Regions from separate parts of the Homo sapiens genome. Here region 2 is linked to region 1. Evidence: chromatin loops called from intact Hi-C (ENCODE). Cell type or tissue: heart right ventricle. All regions are shown on one strand. Each heading gives the region's core, and the rest is flanking DNA. Links, peaks and the distances in the headings are about the cores only. Region 1 overlaps SMC5 (structural maintenance of chromosomes 5). Region 2 overlaps KLF9-DT (KLF9 divergent transcript).

The links. Hi-C counts contacts between places; a loop is a spot of excess contacts. Peaks named below come from ENCODE experiments on the same cell type or tissue, not always from the same donor. Only the 100,000 strongest peaks of a DNase experiment are listed, where the experiment ranks them.
Region 2: a loop joins it to region 1, with 8 times the contacts of the local background. A loop is called at or near these places in 26 of 110 quality-filtered maps.

What each region holds. Positions count from the first base shown.
Region 1 is chr9:70,351,362-70,354,280 of GRCh38, reverse strand. SMC5 (structural maintenance of chromosomes 5) reads right to left here. Exons shown (of 25, transcript NM_015110.4): 25 at 1-2,090. The coding sequence ends at 1,950. Among named protein-coding and RNA genes, the nearest start is that of KLF9-DT, 61 kb to the left of the region's middle. In heart right ventricle, for the core only: a CTCF peak has its summit at 1,290 (motif pointing left); no DNase peak of the experiment used is centred there; H3K27ac peaks cover 542 bases.
Region 2 is chr9:70,509,009-70,511,927 of GRCh38, reverse strand. The region is part of intron 3 of KLF9-DT (KLF9 divergent transcript); the gene reads right to left. Among named protein-coding and RNA genes, the nearest start is that of KLF9, 96 kb to the right of the region's middle. In heart right ventricle, for the core only: CTCF peaks have their summits at 1,358 and 1,563 (motif pointing right); no DNase peak of the experiment used is centred there.

The DNA of each region.
Region 1 (2,919 bases), core at 258-2,757:
GCACTCCAGCCTGGGCAACAGAGTGAGACTCCATCTCAAAAAAACAAACAAACAAACAAACAAAAAAACTTTTGTTTTAAGTGGCTGAGACTATGTGCTAGACTTACTACTGTTTAATATGCTAAAATGATACATAATTTATTCTTCACAGCTCAAAATTCAATGTAAAGCCAAATATTAATTTTGTCCAGTAGAGAAATTAAATGTTTACAAACAAAGTATGGAACAGTTGTTGGCCTATGTAAATTGAAATGTAATTGACCATTTTATTTTCAAACATGCTTAATCTTCACGTGTCTTTTTCACATTGATACTCATTTTGCAGAAATAAGATGACTGGTACTAATTTAGACAATAAACAAACTACACCAAGCACATTTTAGTAAAGATATTTTGGTGGAACGCAAAGTAATTAACGATGAAAACATTTGGTAATATCCATTTACTAATATGTTACCAAGTTCTTCAATGTTTACATGACTTGCTCATATTAGTAAAAATGTCATTTTAAAATATTTTCACACTTCATGCACTGGAGTTAGTTTAAGAAGGGAAGGCTCTTTTAAAATGTTTATAAAGAAGAAAATACCTTTTTAAAGAGAAAATGTCTAAGTGAGAGGACATAAACTTATGGCTCATTATTTTTTGACCTAGTTAAGAATATAAATTTCAATGGCTACTTAAGAATATACAAAACCCAAACTGAAAGCAATTCTTCAATTTATTCAGGCAAGCAAGTCAAAAAAATAATTTTGTCATTACTGGCACAGATCCAATCCACTGTTCAAAGACATGACTTTGGACTGTCTATTTTCCTATAAGATTTATTTTTTAAAAGAAGATAATTTGTTTGGTTCTACTAATTAGTATAACTTAGAGATAAACAAATGATTTTCCCATTTAATTCTTTTGCGGTGAAAGAAAACAGTTTAAACTAGATTTTCTAAGATAATGGGTACATCAACATTGTAAGAAAGGCCCTATAGGCTTAAGTTCTAAAAACATTACGGTTTTAAAGAAATCAATGCTTTTCCATCACTCTTTACATAACACTGAGAAATTTCAAATATAAATTGTAGAAACCAGTATATGAAATTTTAAGAAAAATCTTACTAAAAATAATTATAAAATGCTTTTAGAAATGTAAGATGTAAAATATAATTGACTTTAAATAAAATAAAAAAAAGCAACCCCTGCCCCCACACTTTAAAAGGTTATTCTTTAAAAACCCTTGTCACCTAATTTTATTCTCAGTCAATCTTTTGGTTGTATTTTGCATCATCTAGTGGCCACCTTGCAGCATTTCAAAGCAGTTCTGCTACCATTTTTGAACCCCAGTGCTTTTTTCCCCTTGAAATACCAATAAAATTATAGCATCAAGTTTCATAAAACTTTCTTTTAAAGGCCCATAAAATTCCATTTCCTACTGGAGATAAGGTAATCTTTTTTAATAGGAAGAAATGACTAGATCTGTCATAAATTATTACTATACATTAGACATTTTCATATCAATTTTTTAAAATTAAATATAACATTGGGAGAAACTAGGACTTAGGCTCTAGAGTCATCTTTAGGCTCTAAAAGTAATTAAAGTTACTCTGCAATTAAAGCTCAGGGCTACCATATAAGTAACTTCTTGTGATTAACCCTTCTTCCACTGTACCTTTGATTTGTAATATTAAGTACATTTTAACATGAGAACTGAATGACTCATGGTCAGAGTGCCAAGAACTCAAGTTCAACCAAGACTGAAGAAGACTTAACTTTTACTACCAGCTGCTATTTTGGAAAGGTCATTATAGTTTCCATTATCAACCTATTTGTATTTAAAAGCAGGTTTCCAAAAATAACTGCTTTTCGTTTTAGTGAATCTCCTTTTATTCAGTTGAGCCATACTTATAAACAGAATTTAACAAAAAAAATTCCCAAGTTCCCTCTCTTTACTTTTATTAAGAAGGTTGAGTGAATGTAATACGGCGCCGCCGCCTTTGGAAAGCCTTTAAATTCCATGTGTTTGGTTCCAGCATATGAGGGCCATTGTAGACAAACAAAACTGTCATCTTTTCAGAATAAGGAAGATTTTGCAGGAGCTGTAAGTATTAAAACAAATTGTCATATAAGCTATATACTGAGAAGTATAGTTTTCCAACCTTACATGTGTACAGTCAAATGTATTATTTTATTTGCAATATTAATAAAACTTTTTTTTTCCCACTCTGCTGCTCAGGCCGGAGTACAGAGGTGCGATCTCAGCTCAGTGCAACCTCCACCACCCAGATTCAAGAGATTCTCGTGCCTCAGCCAGCCTCCAGAGTAGCTGGGATTACAGGCATGCACCATCAGGCCCAGCTAACTTTTTGTATTTTTAGTACAGACAGGGTTTCACCATGTTGGCCAGGCTGGTCTCGAACTCCTGACCTCAGGTGATCTGCCCGCCTTGGCTTCCCAAAGTGCTGAGATTACAGGTGTGAGCCACTGTCCCCAGCCAATAAGACTCTTAAGAAGCTCTTAAACACCTCAATATAAACCTTGCCAGACTGTAATCCTTACCTAAATTAGCATACCTGTAGCCTGGCCTAAGGAACAATCAAAATAAGGAATAATCCAGCCCTCTAGATTCACAGGATAACTGGGATTATTCAACTTCCTTGGCAGACCTTGGAAAAGAGTATGTCCTCCACAATTTTCCTAGGGTAGATACTTTCACTTTTTATTTATAAACACTTCTCAAGCAACTTCTTTGATAGCCTGGTATCCTGAAAAGTGTGTAACAGGGACATTTGTAGACTAAGGTATTTGGCAAGCAGTAGGGTATTAACAGATGTGACTATTCCACAAGACTATCTACTGAAAAAAAGAAGACAGATGACACTATTTAATAAAAATTTGAATGTAGGATGGGCAAAAACAATTTTTTTT
Region 2 (2,919 bases), core at 319-2,818, 160 kb before region 1:
GACACTGAAAGGGTCTCTGGGACACATACACATACACACACACACACACCCCTGCGGTTGTCCCAGGACCATAACTTGAAAGCTACTGCTATAGAATAATGAACATGGGGTAAGAGGAGCTCCAATCCTGGTGACCACTTACTGGGTATGTGACCTTGGGCATGAATTCATGCATAAGAAAGAACCTGGCACAGACTAAATGTCTTCTAAAAAGCTTTTTAAAACCTGCTCCCAAAATATTTATGTAAAAAGAAATATGCTTAGGGATAGTGCCTGATTACAAAGAAACGACTCTCTCAAGATGGGCTATCAGGAAGGCTGGGAAGCACAGATGGGAAGTGAATTTCAAAAACCTTTGGCAGTGGTGGGTATCCCTTGAGTCATCCTTCCCAACCCTTGGTTCGCATCATGCATGTGCCCACTTTATGGAAAATTCCAGCTGTGGCTGCATATATTCTACTTACTCCAACAATTATCTATCGTATCTGGGCCTTTCACTCCTTACCGATTCTTCCGAACCTTCCTCTGCCCACACCATTGAACAAGAAGTCTTCTAAGAGTTTCCCCTGCAAAAATGAGTCTTTTTGATTGAATGACCTATTTGTACCTGCTGTTGGGGCTCTTTCTCCTCATCCTGACAGAGACCACCAGAGCTGTCCTCTCTCTCCTGTGCCTGCCTCTGACTGCAGGCATGGATGGGGGTCTGGGACTCATCCCAATCTATTTTCTCACTAGCTAATGAGCAGGAATTCTTAATTAGACTTAGTTCTTGGGGAATCATTTCTGTGGATGTTATAAATAACAGGGTGTGGTCTGCATTCGGAATCATAAAAATTAATTTTGGCTATGTGGTACACTCTGCCATTCCTATTCAGCCATCTTTCATGGCCACAGAGGTCCAAGAACACTAAGGCCATATTCCTGCCACCAAGGCAGCAGGGTTTTGAAGAACTTCTGACCATAATTTTAGTTGAATTATACTGCCAAACTTCCAAATTATTTGTTTTTTGAGACAGAGTCTCGCTCTGTCACCCAGGCTGGAATGCAGTGGCACAATTATGGCTCACTGCAGCTTGGACCTCCTGGGCTCAAGCAACCTTCCTGCCTCAACCTCCCAAGTAGATGGGACCACAGGCACATGCCAACATGCCCAGCTAATTTTTTATTTTTAATAGAGAAAAGGGCTCACTATGTTGCAGGCTGGTCTCAAATTCCTGGGCTCAAGCAATTCTCCTGCCTTGGCCTCACAAAGTGCTGGGATTACAGGTGTGAGCCACTACACCCAGCCCCAACCCTCAAATAACACAAAGACCTGAGGAAATATGGGGAGGCCCTAGCAGCCTGGACTTGCAAGTCCTCCGAGATTATATTTGAATAGAGTAGGAACCACATGACTGAAATGTTTAGGAGAAGGAAAGGCTGTTAGAGGTAAGAAATACAAATGCCCTATACTAGAGAAATCTGGTGCCCTACACTAGGCTTCATCAATCTGATAGGCAGGTAGCACAAATAAATATGTGAAACAGGTGAAAACTGTGCTTAGCAGGAGAGCACACACTCCACCTGAAGGGGGCAGCACCTGCAGCTGACTGTTACCAGGCCGCACAGTGGCCCCAGTGTCACCAAGCTCGATTTTTCAAGAGACCCCAGAAATCTGGACTTTTTAAAATGTGAAATCTGCCACTATTTAAATGTTTGCACATTTTAAGTCATACATATTCTCCAATAAAAATTCAACAAAAAACTTTTCCAAAAAGTTTCAGTGAAAATAGCCATGGGCTGCCAATTGCATCTGATAGCCCAAAATGTCATTCCCTGGAAGGCAAGAATATTTCTATTAACCTGAAACACTGTGGCTCCTGCTCTATGTTGCCCAGAGCTCAATTTTTGTTTTGATCTTCTAGTGTGATGAGAATCTGCACATTACATGGTCACACGACACAGAACTGTAGCTGATAGTTTGCCATTTCCGGAGCTGATTTCATGTACTTTTAACAGATCTCACAGGCTTACACAGGGATATTCTTCCTTCTGGAAGGTTGCAGAGATTAAATAATTACAGCCTGACTTCAGCTACTTCTGTCTTACCTCAACCACCACTGCTGGCTCCACTCTGTTCCCCAGAGTGCATGGCTACCCAGCATGGTCAATACTTATTTCTCGGTACCCTTTGGCAAGAATGAATCATACTGGATATAAATAAATAAATAAATAAATCCATTCATCCTAGGGGAAAACCAAAAGGTAAAGCAGAACAGTGAGCAGAGAAACAGGGAAAACAACACTATGAAAACACTTCGGGCCAGTGTGGTGGCTCAGGCCTATAATCCCACCCAGCCCTTTGGGAGGCTGATGTTGGAAGACTGCTTGAGGCCAGGAGTTCAAGGCCGACCTGAGAAACATAGCAAGACTCCACCTCTATATTTTATTTTTAAAAAAATTTTTTTAAACAACAAACCTAAAAGTAGCAAAATCCACCTTTATATTTTATTTAAAAAAATTTTTTTTAAACAACAAACCTAAAAGTAGCAAAATAAAGCAAATAAACCTAATTATATGTCTAGTTGATGGCATAACCACACAGAGATAAACTATTTCCTATTACTTTAAATATAGGACTGGACAAAAAAGCTATATTTGGCAATTATATTGTTGGCTATAGTATTGATATTGTTATTCTGGGACTGTTGTGTCTGTATTGTAGAATAAAGCAATTTAGTAGTTATATTGTATCATTGGGGCAGAATCCAGTGGCTTACGCCTATAACCCCATCACTTTGGGAGGCCAAGGCAGGTGGATCACCTGAAGTCAGAAGTTTGAGACCAGCCTGGCCAACCCTGTCTCTACTAAAAATACAAAAATTGGTGGGCATGGTGGCAGATGCCTGTAATCCCAGCTACTCGGAGGCTAAGGCAGGA